2 separate regions of the Mus musculus genome follow, and region 2 is linked to region 1. Evidence: chromatin contacts called from ENCODE Hi-C or POLR2A ChIA-PET data. All regions are on one chromosome and are shown on one strand. The core of a region is the stretch at or near the end of the contact, and the rest is flanking DNA. Distances in the headings are between cores, read along the strand shown. Region 1 holds the start of Gfm1 (G elongation factor, mitochondrial 1). Region 2 holds the start of Lxn (latexin).

Region 1 (7,785 bases), core at 3,063-5,562:
GCCCCAGCTGACTAGACACCGTATAGTCTTAGCTCAAAACATCACACAGGTGGCCCTGGTATAGACTTCGCTTCTCTGAATCTTCACCAGCCAGGCCTCGCTCATCTACAGCTTGTTCAGCATTCCTACTTTCTAAGCACCCACAATAGCCTATTAAGTTCTAAGCACTCAACGACTTTCTCAGTTCAAAATTCCAAAGTCCTTTCCCAACCCTCTCCAAAACCAACATGGTCAGGGATGTCACAGCAGGATCTACAACCTGTACCTAGTTCTGTATTTAGTTTCCTATTTCTTTGATAAAACATCATGACCAAAAGCAATTTGGGAAGGAAAGACTTCACACTTGGCTCAAAGGTTACAGTCCATCACGAGGGAAACCAGTGTAGGAACTAAGGCAGAAACCACAGGGGCCGCTTACTGCCTTCTCAGCTCACTTTTTTATATCTCAGGTAGGTTCACCTGCATGCAGGCCAGGGAGTGGGGGTGGGGAAGTTACGCCCCAGTAGGTTTGGCCTCTATCAATTAGCAATCAATAAAATGCCTGACAGACACATCTGCAGACAATATGACAGCATGTCAAGCTGGCAAAGACAGACAACACAGGACACTTCTCACAGTGTCCTGTGTTGTCTGTCGCATCTTTAAACTGTGACGTAGATTCCTCATGTCTTCAATCTTGTGTATCGGGTTCAAGGCTCAACAGGATTACTTCTAAAGGACATTAGGGGGAGCTATGGCAACGGGAGAGCTCTTCTTACTTTCTTAGTGTTATTTTTCAAAGAAGCAACATACAAACAAAGTGCTTTAAGTCCCAAATCTGGTAGGAATTCAGTTTTGCACTTTTAAAATCTGATCCTCAAAGATGAACTGGATCATGGTAGTAAAAAGAATTACATATACTTTTGCTTCAAGAAAACACAAAGCAAAGGGCCCACTTACCTGGCGTGTCTATGATGTTGATATTGATGTCTTTCCACATGGTATACGTAGCTGCTGACTGGATCGTGATCCCTCGCTGCCTCTCCAGCTCCATGGAATCCATGACAGCGCCAACTCCATCTTTACCTTTCACCTAAACATGAACACAAGAACTCACATTTTTCTCTCATCCCAGAAAGAAATCTTGACTGAAACAGAACCAGAAATCAAAGCTAACGTATGCAAGTGTGAGATGAGCCTAATCCTATAACCGTATCATTTCATAAAACTCTTGTTTCCTGTCTCGGCTCCCATACTCAGTTCTTCCTTGTTGGCAGCTGACAAGCACTTGGGGACCACCATCTGCTTCCCCTGAACTGCTGGCTGCTGGCGTTTCAGAGTCTACGAACTCATGATATTCAGGCAGCAGACCTCTCTGCGGCTCTCCTCAGACTGTGAGCACAAAATGGGAGTGTTTAGCTTCTAAAGGATATGGTTTGGCGGATGCCCTTCGGCTGAAGAACAGCCTGAGCGGGCGTTAAGTCACTCAGTGGTTTGGCAGTATCTTCGAGTGCCAACATTTTAAACAATGCTTTTCTGGTAGGTTTTTGTAGAACTTGTATTCAGTGCTGTGGATGAAACTTCCTGAAAAGAAGCCATGTCTGGCTGTGACTGCAGACCTCCTGGAAGGAGTCTATCTGCAGAGTATGATGGACCCATCAGAATTTCCTACTGGGGAGAATTGGAATCATGCAGGTTCAGGGGCTACTTACCCTGTGCTGGGCTGTGCCTTGCCCAACCGTGTATCTGAAATAACACCTCATGAGAATACACTAAAACCTCTTAGACGCGATTAACTTAGCAGGACACTAGCGTCTGCCAGTCCTAAAGCTAAGAATGTCGTCTTGGGCCTATAGAATAGTTTCCCATCTCATTGTCCTTGCCTCTCTGGTGTGCCCACCAATGCATTTTAAACCTGCCTTGATCTCTGACTTTCTTTGTTCTATAAAATTAGAACATCATGAAACTGCTTGCATGGTAGAACATTAAATTTGGGACAACCTGTGTTTCTGAGCCATACTCAAAATGGCTCCAGATAAAAACTCTGATTTCCTTTAAGATGAAAGCTGTGTGTTTTGTTTTGACATGGACAGCACCTTTTGAGATTCACTTTCCATTTAACATTATAAACATGGATCCTTCATTGACATGCGTAAGACTGTTGTGACAGCTGTATAAGGGTCTGTCATGCCATCTCAGCATCAACCCAGGATGTTCACAGCCATCACTCACTTCTAGAGGGGTTGTGAATACACAGTCACATCTCAAGCCAGCTTGACCTCTCCTCTTTGTCCATCTGACTTTGGCTAAGGAGCCTCTGTGGCAGTGGTTCCCATCCTGTGGGTTGCAACCCCTCTGAGGTGGAACGACCCTTTCATAAGGGTTGCCCAAGAACATTGGAAAACACAGATATGTATATTACCATTCAGTTATGAAGTAGCAACAAATATAATTTTATGGTTGGTGGTCACCACAACATGAGGCTATGCTAAATGCTCGCAGCATTAGGAAAGTAGAGAACCACTGCCCTGCACCCGACCAGTTTTCATCCTAAAACAAGGTTTTCTGAAACTTATGAAACTATAACAACAGTAGAATTAAAATCGATTTCTGAATCGCTCTGGAATCAACCGCTAAGCACACACCTCGTGCATCGTGGCAATCCTGCCAGTGTAGTATAGCACCCGTTCTGTTAGCGTCGTCTTCCCAGAATCAATGTGAGCTGAGATCCCAATGTTCCGTATTTTTTCATTGGGAACTGGCCCTGACGAACACCATCGGCGGGTCTTCCAATCAGCCTGAGAAACAGTTTTAAAAGCTCAGTTTAGCACACCTATTATACGAGATCACAGTTAAAACCTGAACTACGGACTTGTTTTCTCATCCTCAAAGCAAGGTTCTCAACCTCCGTATTATCTAAGGAGCCCTGGATTTAATTCTGAATAATACTCATAAAAGAAGCACAACTACTGCTTCTAAATGTTAGTTTTAAACTTGAGACTTTTAAAGGTTCGTGTATATGTGTTTTGCTTGCATATATATCTCTGCACCACGTGCACGCCTGGTGCTGGAAAGGTCACATCGCCTAGAGCTGGAGTTATGGATGGTTCCGAACAAAGATGTGAGTTTTGGGCATTCAACTCTTCCTCTGGAAGAGCAGTCATGGGCTACGTTTTCACCCCTCCACTGTGTGGGTCCCAAGACTGACACTCAGGCTGTCACACTTGACAACTACCCTTATGGCTGGCTGATCCACACTGCTAACTTTTAAATACACACTACCATAATAGTCAGAGCTATACCTCTCAATGGCCACTTTAACAAGAGATACAAGTTTTAGATTGAATTGTACCTTAGGTTCTCTGTCTTCTCCCGTCCTGTAATTCACAGCTAGCAAGGGGCATATGGGTCTACCCAACTAACAGCCACAAGACAACTCCAAAAAGGTTTCCAATTTCATCTGAACGAAAACAAGGAAGTGCCTTTTGGGGTGGTGGTGTTCCTGTCAGCTTTACAGTGGGGGGTGGAGGGGGATGTATTTGTTGAATCAAAACAAAACTGCACACCCAAACGCTTGGCAAACACTTCTGGGTAGAGGGAAACTGGGCACATGTCAAAGAAGACAGCTGACAAGCGCTTGGATGGTTAAACCACAGGAACACTTGGTAGCAAAGCAAACGAGGTATCCATGACAGGTAAGAGGTCACATCTACCAACGGCTTCCCTGCTCTGAGTACCTCACTCCAAAGACTTACAAAGTTTAATCTATACACCTGACTGGGAAACTTGGCCAGAGAAGAGTACCGGGATGTTGAATAGAACCCACACGTTCAGAGAGCATCCAACCACACCCAGTAGTAAGAGGACCACTGGATAACGAGTCCGAAATCCGGGATTCGAGCCCCGGGGACACTAACTTTCATCTGACCTTCACTCGGGGCACTTCTCTTTAAGGTAGATCATCAGGAAGGGAGGGACCCCGGCGCAGAGCTGCGGGTCGCAAGGCCGAGCTGGCATGCGGATACCCAAGGGCTTACGGGGCTCGGGAAATCGCTGCTCAAGACCCCAGGTAAGGAAAGGTGTCGCCAACCTGCCCTGCTCTGGAAGGTTCTCTGGCACCAGTACCTGCTTCCCCTGCCAGCCCAGGACTGCAGGGACCCGAGGGAACGGTCCACGCCCCAGGGCTGCGGCGACCCGCAGCAGCCGCATGGCAAGCCTGGAACAGCCACTTCCAAGGCTCCTGCTCTGAGGTGATCGGTTGTGCTCAGCGCCGGCAGCAGAGCGGGAAGAGCTCAAAGTCACGCCGGCAACCGGAGCCGCAGGAGCACTTCCGGGAGGAAGGTCAGGAGGACGGCCAGAGGAAGACAAGGGAGAGGCACCTCTGTCTGAGCTCGACGTGGCGCGCGCCCTCTCCTGGTCAGGAGGAGAAAGCGTAGTTTATGCAGAGGATTGTCACAGGGAGGTGTCATTACTACGGAGGCAGGTACTCTGGTCCCTTTGTCTTTAAAGGAAAAAAATAAAAATTAAAAAACCATCTCTGTATAAAAAAAACAAAAACGTGCCGGGTATGGCGTCACACATGTCTAATAAGAACACTTCAGAGGCAGAACTAGGCGGATCTCTAATGAGTTCCAAGATAGCCTGGTCAGCAAAGAATTCTGGGCCAGACAGGACTAGACAGTGAGAACCTGTTTCAACAAAACAAAACAAAAGCTGCAGATTTTAAACATAGTTGTTTTACCTGCATGACAATGGGAAAACGTTTATAACAATTTAAATGGAAGGAGTACACAAAAATGTATTCATTACTACAGCATCAGAGAATCTGGGGGAGGGGCTGGAGATACGGCTCAGAGGTTAAGAGGTCTGCTCTTCCTGAGGTCCTGAGTTCAATTCCCAGCAAACGCATGGTGGCTCACAACCATCTGTAATGAGATCTGGTGCCCTCTTCTGGCCTGCAAGGTATACATGCAGGCAGAAAGCTGTATACATAATAAGTAAATCTTAAAAACAAATACTTCAAAGAGACTCTGGGGAAATGAGAGTAGATATATGTTGGATTACAAATAAAATTTTTCAAAACCTTCTTTATTGTTCATCAGTAATACTAGCTATGCATCTTCAAAACTGCACCCGTGGCGCTTCTGTCTGGGCTTCTTAAAGGCCTCAAAAACGTTGACATATCTAAAACAGAGCTTCTAGTCTTCCCCAAACCTCCTCATACAGTCTCCATCTTAGCAAAAGAATCTCCGTCCATCCAGTTGACCTAGCCAAAGATGGCAGTCACTTGCTGGCTCCTGTAATCTAAGCCTCTCAGCATATGCGAACCTCCCATTTCCTTCCACCTCTCCACAGGGCTATTTCTTCCTGGGGTTACTGTGATGAGAACCGGGTTGATTTCACGGCTTTTGTCTTTCCCGGTTTTTTTTTTTTTTTTTCAGTAAACTCACACACTGACTAAAAGGATCTTCTCAAGCCAGACCATATTCCCTCTCCGCAGAAAATGATCTCCTTACTTTAGTGTTGTTAGGCTGGAACCCGTGCTCATCACCCCCCGACACACCCCCCCCCCACACACCCCCCAGCTACAAAACCCTATGTGCCCTCCTTCCCCATCCTACCACACAGAAAAAGCTCCCTGACCCCTCAAAGGAAACTACAGCCTAACAGGTCATCATCTTCCTGATTCCCGCTACCCACCTGGGAGTGCCTGCCTGGGCGCTCAGCTTTTTTTTTTTTTTTTTTTTTTCTTTTTTCTTTTTTTTAACCTTATATGGGCATAATCCCATGTTTCATCACCACACGGCCCAAAACTATAAAACCTCCTTGCTTTATCCTGGGCGAATGACTTTACTGACCTCCACCTGATAGATTGGCCAACTCGCCAGACTGCTGCCTTTTAATAAGCCTGCCTTTATGTTGTTTTTTATAAACAGGTGGCAGTGATCAGGCAGGAAGGAGCAACTCAGCCGGCCGAGGTGAGGTGTTCCCGCTGAGGAAACAGCTTAGTATAAGAGGAAGTTTATTGGGGGAAAGGAAGGGGGCCTGGAAAAGGAGTACAGGCAGAAAAAGTGGGGGGATAGAGAAGGACAGAAAGAAAGAAGAGCGAGAAAGGGAGAAAGGGTCCAGCTGTCCAACAGGAGACATGTGGGAAGGAGAGGGAAGAGGTCTTCTTATATGCCTAGCTCCTGGATCATACCTGGTGAGCATAGATGCAAACTGTTGCAAGGTAACTGTTGGGCAGAGCCTAGAGCTGTGCTAACGATTTATACTTTTGATTTGACTTGAATTGGTTCATTTTGTTGGCAGAGAAACCTATTAGGTACAAGTTCAATGTTTTTCATAATGCTCTTTGGGAAGGAAGTTCAGCTCTCTTTCCAGGATACTTCAGCCCTGTACAGGTGGAGGCATTGTTAGCCGAGAACAAAGCTTGGGGTCAAGGCACAGTGACACTTCTTTCTGTACTTTCTTGTAGAGGAGGAACATCAGAGGGCTCTGTGTCTGCAGTATCCTTCTACCTTCAACTGTAAACCCGGACAGAATAAGACATCCAAAGATGGAACACTGGTTCCAAATTCCCAGTCACTGATGTCTACCCAACACTCTTGTTCCTTAAGTCATTTGTCTTCTTAATTTGTACACCTCTGCCCGACAAGTTTCAACAGCTCCCTCACTCCTTTCTACATCTGCACACATCCTGTTCTTTCTCCCGTAGTTCATTGTATTTAATATCTATCATGATATCACATGATAAATCACCATGATGTCTTTCATAACTCTTATTCTTGTAAAAAAAAAAAAGCCATGTCAGAACCATTCTTTAATAACATCAGCCCAACTCACAAATGTAGCATTGGAAATGCTCTGTACCTTTGTTGGCAAGTATTACCTAGATTCGGAACAACCAATGATAACCTTTGATTATACCTGTGATTTGTACAGGTGCACAAACTTGTACAGCCGTTTTGGAAATCAGTGTGGTAGCTCCTCAAGAAGATGGGAATTGATCTACTTCAGGATCCAGCCATATCACTCTTGGAAATAGACCCAAACGTTGCTTCATCCTACCATAGAGACACTTGCTTATCTATATTCATTGCTCCTCTATTTACAATAGCCAGGAACTGCAAAGAACCTAGATGTGCCTCACCAGAAAAATGGATAATGAAATGTGCAACATATCCATAATGGAATATTCCAACTTTAAAAAAAATGAAATAATGAAATGATGGTAAAGGATGGGTCTAGGTAAAAACCATCGTGAGTGAAGTAAGCCCGAAAGAGAAATGTGGTATATATTCACTGATATGTGAAGAGTAGCTAAGTCAATGCCAATGACACTACAATCTATATAATATCACAGAAGTTGTGAATAAATAAAGGAACTAGAGGGAACAGATAGATCTCAGAGGAAAAGGAGTATCGAGTAGGGAGGGAAAGAGGAGAGGGAGATGAGGAAGGAATATGGGAGGAGACAGCTAAACTGAAGGGCCATTTGAAGGGTATTCTGGAATTCTAATAAATTAGAAACCTAATATAGACATATATTAGAAACTGAATCTGGGCTTGGTGGCAGATGCCTTTAGTCCCAGCAGTTGGGAGGCAGAGGCAGGTGGATTTCTGAGTTCAAGGCCAGCCTGGTCTACAGAGTGCATTCCAGGGCAGCCAGGGCTACACAGAGAAACCCTGTCTCGAAAAACAAAAACACAAAACAAAACAAAAAAGAAAGTGCTCTAAATAAAATCTCCAAATAATAGCAAAGACAGTACCCCAAACTGGCTATCTTTCGATATCAAATAAAATTTC
Region 2 (7,785 bases), core at 2,345-4,844, 34 kb before region 1:
CAGCCAGTTCTGGAACCCTGCCCTTGCATGTCACACTGTGTAGTAATCAAGGACTCTTTCTTGGAAATAAGAACTCTGATGGTCATAATTAATCTTTTAGGCAGCTCCTACTTGATTTTAATATTTGGCATTACCGACTCAGGTGATTTAAATTCTGAGCCAGATGTAATAATTAATGCCTGAAAATGATTAATGATGAAATGATATGATGAACATAAAAAGACTTTCAAAAAGAAATGACCACAAGTTAGTGTTTACTTCAAGTCACTGGACAGAGTATTTTACACAAGTATTGCACATCAGAGACCCAAGCTCACAGGCGGCTATGTCTCAGGAAACACGAGGATACAGGCCTGCTGCTTCTTCCTTTAACCTGGAACTTCCCGAGGACAATCGCTTTTTATTAACACTATCTGCAGGAGAATGGACATTAGTGGGTGCGCCTGTAAGTGACTTGGGAAAAGGCAATGTAAGTAATGGTAGGAGATGCACGCCTGGCAGGAGCAGACTTCCTAAACAGCCCAAGTGTAAATGTGTCCAGCTGCCATCCAGAAATCTCCCACTGGCCCAGAACTTCAGGATGGGCTGGGCAACCCCAGAAAGTCAGAATGGAATTTTTCCTGGAGGGACAAACCAGCATCGTCAGAAGCAAGAGAGGCAAGCAGAGGGTGGGAGAAGCACCATGATCCTGTCAGATCTGGTCAGATCAGGTTAGACGCACACAGGAGGGGTCCAAGTGCCGCACACAGGCTCCACCAGGTACCCGGCGTTCCTGAGGTTCTGAGCAGTCAGTCTCAGTCTAACAACATAGCATCCCTATAAGACAGCCTTGGCTGAAGAGATGGCTCAGCAGGGAAACCAGCTTGCTGCCAAGGCTTGAGTTCAATCCCTGGGACATGGTAGAAACAGAACAAGGTCCCTCAAGTTGTCCTTTTCCTCCACACTCCTGCCTCAGCACACATATACCCCCATACCACAATGTCGGTAATGCCAAATAATAAAATCAAGTAGGAACTGCCTAAATGATTAATTATGGCCAGCAGAGTTCTTATTTCCAAGAAACAGTCCTTGATTACTATACAGTGTGACATACAAAATAAAGTATGACAAATTTTAATGATAAAATAGTCTATATCTGTACTACATAGATTAATTAACCATGTGGTTAAAACTAATCACGGCTTCTTAAACTTAACTGAAAATTCCACAACATAACAACTCGAATACAGGGCACTTGAAGCAGTGCCCACAAGGCTGGGCGGGGCAGGGCACTCCAACACTGCTAGTTCTTCAGGCAGCAGTGCCCTAGGATTAGCTCACAACCAATGTCATTTATGAATGAGAGGAAAGCTGGTGAGAGAACACGTCAGTGCAAGGCTGTGTTGAACACTTTGCGCAGACTAAACCCAGAAAGCAATTCTGTTTCTGGTCTTTATTTTATAGGTGTGAGACCTGAGAGAGGGAGAGAGGCGAAGTAACAGACAAATGTGACTGCTACCTACCTCCATAGCCAGGGTTTGCATCAACAGCAGTACCCTTAACCACACATTTTCCTAGAATGCTAACAGGAAAATAGAAACTGACCAGACCCCTGACTGGCATGGTCACTGCGTTGTCACTGGTGGGCACTGAACGAGAACAGACTGAAAGACGAGACTGACTGGCAGGCAGGCAGGCAGGCAGGCATGCTGAAGGGCAAAGACTAGCCTGGAGTCACACTGCTGGCAACCCGTGAAAGACTTTGTCAAAATATCATGTCATATTAAGAATTGTGGGTTTTTAAAAAAAAAAAATCTATAATTTGTAGATTTATTTTTACTTTTTTTTTTTTTTGTTTTTTTTTTGAGACAGGGTCTCACTATTTTGCCCTGGGTCATCTGAAACTCTCAAGAGATCCCCCTGCCTCTGTCTTCTAAGTGCTTGTATTAAAAGCATGAGCCACCATGACTGGCCATTTTGATTTTATATTCATACTAAGTTATAAGCCACAGTATTTTTTTTATCTTGTTTAATGCTCATACTGTAATATAATACCAGTAGTATAAAGTATATAATCCTGGGGACTCATAATAACTTATTACCTTGAAGACAATCTACATATTACTCAAGTCTGAAGATAATGGACTGAATATCAACCACTGGTGAGATTGTAGTAGGTAACCAAGACCCAAGTGGGACTGAACAGACAACTCAGTGGTTGAAAACACTTTCTGCTCTTGCAGACTGGGATTTGATTCCCTGCAACATGGTGGCTCACAGTCATCTCTAACTCCAGTCCCATGGAATTTGACACCTTTTACTGACACCTCCTTGGGCAATAGGGACACACACACACACACACACACACACACACACATCATGCAGGCAAAAACTCTAAGAAAGACATTTTAAAAGAAGGCACAAGGCTAGGAATGATATTCTTGCAATTCAGTTTATTTAATGTTTAAATGAAAAAGTTTCCCTTTTAAGTAATAATTACAATTTTAAGAAACCTCAAGTGCCATCATGCCAGTCTATACTAATTATTAAATACAGAATCTTTGACTATTCGTTAGACTTTAAAATGCTCACTTTGGAAGCCCATACTCACACACACACTCTCTCCTAAAGGGGTTGGCTTACAGCTAAAAAGACAAACATTTCCAATATCAAGAGAAAAAAAAAAAGTTAGACTTGTTATCCCCTAGCTGCTTCATTGCTGTTGGCTAACATAACTAGAAAAGATGGGGAATGAACGAACTGAGTTGGTTGGTATTTAATAATCCACTGGGCCCAAAGAAAGTCCTCAGTTATAGGAAAGCTCCATTAGCACACGAGGAAAGCAACACGTGTCCCACAGGGCACCTTCCCCTTCTCTGCAGAGTGGCTGCAACATAGACAGTCTACCCAGAAAGCCTCCAACCATCTACCTTTTAAGAGAAATAGAGATGGGGCTGGAGAGTTGGCTCGGCAGCTGAGGCAGAGGACTTGAGTTTGGTCCCCAGCACCCATACTGTGTGGCACACAACTCCAGCTCCCGGGTAATCTGATGTGCCTGCACACACGTGTGCACATACACATAAAAAGTCATTAAAATAGGATTTCAAGAAAGATGGGAGTGGTGGTTCACGCTCATTAAGCTTTATATTTCTAAGATCACTAAGGTCTTATGAATGGGGAAGTATTTCCTCTGATCCTGACCAGTCTCCCAACGTTTTAAAATGGCTTTTCTGCTTTCCCACTCTGGATCTGCCTCTAAAGGAACCTGGCTGAGCAAGAGTCTCACAAAGGGAAGGGTAAGGGCTGAATTACACTTGGAGCACTTTGCCCCCTGCCCCGTGACAGCCCGTTTGAAAAAGGAGAGGTGTACTCTAATCTGTACGTGAAACAGCCAGCGATTCCTCATCCGGCAGCTGAAGCCCTCAGAAGGACCCATCGAGGCAAGGCCAGAAAGCCCTTCCCCTTCCTCCAGGTTCTCCCTCCCGCTCCACACCTGCCCAGACCCGCGGGAGCCGGAGGGAATGCCCGAGCTTTTCTCCCGGAGGTGCCCGCCTACCCCAGGGCGGGGCCGAGGCTCCCGGCAGAGCCACTGCCCGAACGGTTTCCTGAGTGAAGGAGGAAGAGGGAAGGAAGGCGCTGAGGAGCGAGCAAGCGCGCACGCCCAGCCCAGCTACCGACTGACTTCACCACCTCACCGACACCCACTTGGACACCCACTCGGCTGGCCAGCACTCCACACTGACGGGACCCTGGCTGCACCCGCCGTGATCTCTTTGAACTAGGATAGCCCGCGCTGTCTCCCCCAAGATGGAAATCCCACCCACCCACTATGCTGCGTCCAGGGCCGCCTCGGTGGCGGAGAACTGCATTAACTACCAGCAGGGGACTCCCCACAAGCTGTTCCTGGTGCAGACGGTCCAGCAGGCCAGCAAGGAGGTGAGTCTGCGAGGAGAAGCCCTGCGATCGGCTCCCCCTACTGCCCCCACCCCATCCCGGCCGCGGGACCCTGCTCTGCCTCTGAATAGCATTGCTATGAGCTCCCCTATATGGGACTCATCCCAGAACTGTTTGCTTTCACGGTAAAGCAGAGGACCTATGCAGCCAGATTTTGTGCATATTAGTTTAAGGGATTGGGAAATACACGGGGTTAATCTCACCCTTTCCTGTGGAGAGAAGAGGTCTAGGGAAGACAGCATTCTAAACAATCTGGAAGCTGTTATAGTTTCTCCATCTGCCGCTAGCTAGCCTTGGCCAACAAAAGCTCATGGCCTCCAAACGACTCCATAAACTTTTAAGAGTAACTCTTAAGCCCTTTGCCCAAAACGACGGGAAAACGCAAGAAATTCGCCCCGAGGAAAAAACAAAGGCAGTGTGGGCTGCTCGGGCTCCAGCCGCCCACATCCTGCCTGACATGCAGCCTTGCCTCTGCTGAAGCCGGCTAGGCTAAAGGGCCTCACCTACCTAGCGAGTGTCCCTATTTTTTTTTTCTTACAGCTCAAGATTTTTTTGGCTGACAAAGAAATGATTTTTATTTTCGAAACTGTACTAGATAATATAAATTAGTTACACACTTCAAAACTGGCTTTCATTTAAAAGGGGGATATCTAAATGATCTATTCATAAGGTCTTTTGAAGTGGTGTTTGACAGGACAGTATCAACAGCACTTACACACACTGTCTCTGAGCACTTGGCACTCATCCACCACACGTCGTTTACTCACTGAACACTCTGGTACCCCCGGCTTTAAGACAAACCCTTCCAAAGATGTGCCTACTGCCACTGCATCTGTGTCCTCTGTACGTTTCCACCCGCTTCCTAGACCTACCTAAATAAACTTGCTAGATACTGCCAAGTCCATGCTAGACACCCGATGACCGCCTTCCTGAGCAGCCGGGCTTGGGAAGCGATGAAGGATGGTAAGATGTACAGTCATGAGGAACGTCAGAACAAGACCCCTGGGATGTTTTAAAAGACGCAAAACTTTAGTGTATTTCTTCCCACCAGCCACCCTCCCAGTCACGTAATAAGAATGTCCTAACTAAAAAGATGTGATATATTACAGTATTCTTTTCTCCACTATATTTTTTTCTTAATTTTAGGATATCCCAGGAAGAGGGCACAAGTACCATCTTAAGTTTTCTGTGGAAGAAATTATCCAAAAAGTAAGTGAGCTGTCTTTTCTAGAATACGCGTGCGTTCTCAGTGTTGCGGCTCATTCTCGCTGAGGGTTTACCCTGGGCCTCCACTGCGGCTGCTGGGAGATTCTGAGTATGGGCAGCCATGGCTCTGCAGGCAGAGCTTCACAAGCCAGTGTGGACTGCCTGAGCACTTTCTTTCTGTTCAATTGTTTAGAAAAGTCTGTGTTTCAGTTCAAATAAATTACCCTTAAGTAGATTCCAAGCAGTCTGAATTCACGCCTTGTAGGACTGAAAGAGGTAATTTACTCTCCAGTCATGACTGTTTTCTCATGCCTGCCTTTTATTTTGGTTTTTAATTGGATATTCAAATTAAGTACATTTAGAAATTCAGGAACAATAGAACCTCCAACAGTGATTCCACTAATCTTGCAGTAGTGGGACAGGAAAGTTTGAAAATTTTGAATGCATGTCAAATTATCAATGAAATAAATGTAAAAGAAGGGAACTGTAGTTGGCGCCACAGCCATCTTGAAGCCGTGGGAAGTTTTCCTCTCCCCGAGGAGATAACAAGAGGAAATCCCCTGAAAGGCACTGAGCTACTAGACAGCCATCTCCATAGCAGGCTGCAACCCTTACTTTATATTAGGAGAGACTGCTCGGGCCACATTTGGGAGAAACAGTGGCTTCACAAGCAGAGGGAGGGGGTATGGAACAAGCTTTGGTAGCCCTCCTTTGGTAGGCAGTCAGGCTAAAATTTGACATTGTAAACCACCACCCCACTAACAGACAGGGCTAACATTCCTAAGATTCTGGAACCTAGAAACTTACAACAATGAATGGCCATCTGTAAGACTGATCTTTTGTGTTACTTTTGTAAAAAATGCTCTCAACAGCAAGTTACAGTGAACTGCACAGCTGAAGTTCTTTACCCCCAAATGGGACAAGGCTCTGCACCAGAAGTCAACTTCACATTCGAAGGAGAAATCGGCAAGAACCCAGATGAGGAAGATAACACATTTTATCAAAGCCTCATGTCTCTGAAGAGACCGCTGGAAGCACAGGACATCCCAGGTACACACATAGCGCATGGGAAATGATGTTCTGCCAACTTGAGATGCACCTCTGCTGTCCATCCTCAAAACTGTTTCATGGTATCTAGGTTGGAAATAACTAGACTTTTGCAAAAATACTTACTTCGAATCTAAGCCAGCAATCAAAAGAGGCTTTTTGGAATTTTATACATTCATGGCTTAATTTAGTGTTTACCCATGTTAGATAGCATAACTATGACTTAATTTTTAATCTAAAATGTTTTCTCTACCAGACAATTTTGGAAATGTGTCTCCACAAATGAAGCCAGTCCAGCACTTAGCCTGGGTCGCCTGCGGTTATGTAATGTGGCAGAATTCGACTGAAGACACATGGTATAAAATGTTAAAAATTCAGACGGTCAAGCAAGTGGTACGTAGTCTCTACACAGTGTGCTATTAACAGTAATACAGACAAGGCACTGGAGTTTGGAGTTGGATAGTGTTCCTATTGCTGTCTTGTATTGAAACCAGTGAGGCTGGCAGTCTGAAGGCACTGCTAGTCAGTCAGCTTAGAGGAAGCACGGAGAGCAACAACACTGGTCCTGAAGGTCAGGTGGCTTGTTAGAGAGAACCCAGACGAGGCCTCTGTTCATAATACCTGCCTTCCCAACAGCTGCCTCTGGTTAGTGTGCTTTCCGGGGTCACCCGATATGGGAAGTGAGTGTGAGCAAGACTAAGGGTTTTCTATGAAGCACCTTCTAATAATGAGTAGTTCTAGACTGCATTTTCACAGGCTTACGGTTTGTCTTTCATGCCAAGAAATTCAGATTTTGTTATCTGTGATGCTTTGTTCAGATCCGTTCCAGAGCAAAAGGGTTGTAGCTTTGTTAGTACGTATACAACAAACACTCAGATACACTGTACACTTTCAAGGAATCACCCTGTCCCTAATTTGGTTTCCACAGGTCCTGAGGGCCACTTTTTATAGCACTCACAAGTAAAGCCGCACTTCCAAAACTATCAAGTTGTGAGTCCAAATCTGACACTTTTTAATGTTTTTTAAATATATATATGTAATATATATATGATATATGATATATATTTTTTCCTTTGGTCTTAAAGAGTAGCTCCTTTAGCAACCTCACTAGTGAATCTGAACGCTATTGTCAAGTACTGCAGAGCTAACTGCATTTTTCTTTACTGAATGCTAGTTCCATGGCTACCCAGAGACAAGACTGGCATTTCCCCCTAGAGAGAATTGTGGCACTGTGGTCTCTGTCTGTAAACTTGGAGCAGTTTGAGTTGTTCCTTGGCTCATTCGGGATTCTTTTCTCTAATCCTTTTAGTCACAGTTTATGACCTCACATTTTGTTAGGAGCCGTATGATTTCTTAAGCCTGACACCATGGTCATGGAGAAATGCATTTTCCTAGGGCAGAAATGCATAGGAACATGTTCTTTAGTTTATACCTTTTGAGGTTAAAGAGGAAATCCAACTAGTATCTAATGGAAAACAAGAATGAGTACTGGGAAGCAAAAAGGTTGTTTCTGTCAATTCTGAGAGAAAAGGGCTTCCTGCTGCCCTCTTTCAGCTTTCAGGCAACCAACAGCACAGCATCACTGTCTTCAGGGCCTCT

Evidence for each region. A loop is a pair of places that touch in the nucleus more often than their neighbours do. ChIA-PET counts read pairs that join two places held with the same protein, here RNA polymerase II (POLR2A).
Region 2: a map of heart shows a loop between it and region 1 (2.0-fold over the local background). The contact joins the promoter of Lxn here to the promoter of Gfm1 in region 1. A Hi-C loop is called at or near these places in 2 of 37 maps with a recorded cell type or tissue (heart and left cerebral cortex). POLR2A ChIA-PET finds 5 or more read pairs at or near these places in 3 of 5 experiments (Patski and embryonic stem cell).

The regions. Positions count from the first base shown.
Region 1 is chr3:67,426,642-67,434,426 of GRCm38, reverse strand. Gfm1 (G elongation factor, mitochondrial 1) reads right to left here and starts at 4,312. Exons shown (of 18, transcript NM_138591.2): 1 at 4,105-4,312; 2 at 2,625-2,777; 3 at 940-1,072. The coding sequence starts at 4,188.
Region 2 is chr3:67,459,716-67,467,500 of GRCm38, reverse strand. It overlaps Lxn (latexin), which reads left to right and starts at 3,594. Exons shown (of 6, transcript NM_016753.4): 1 at 3,594-3,915; 2 at 5,080-5,142; 3 at 6,012-6,189; 4 at 6,443-6,579. The coding sequence starts at 3,787. All of the region lies in intron 13 of Gfm1 (G elongation factor, mitochondrial 1), which reads right to left.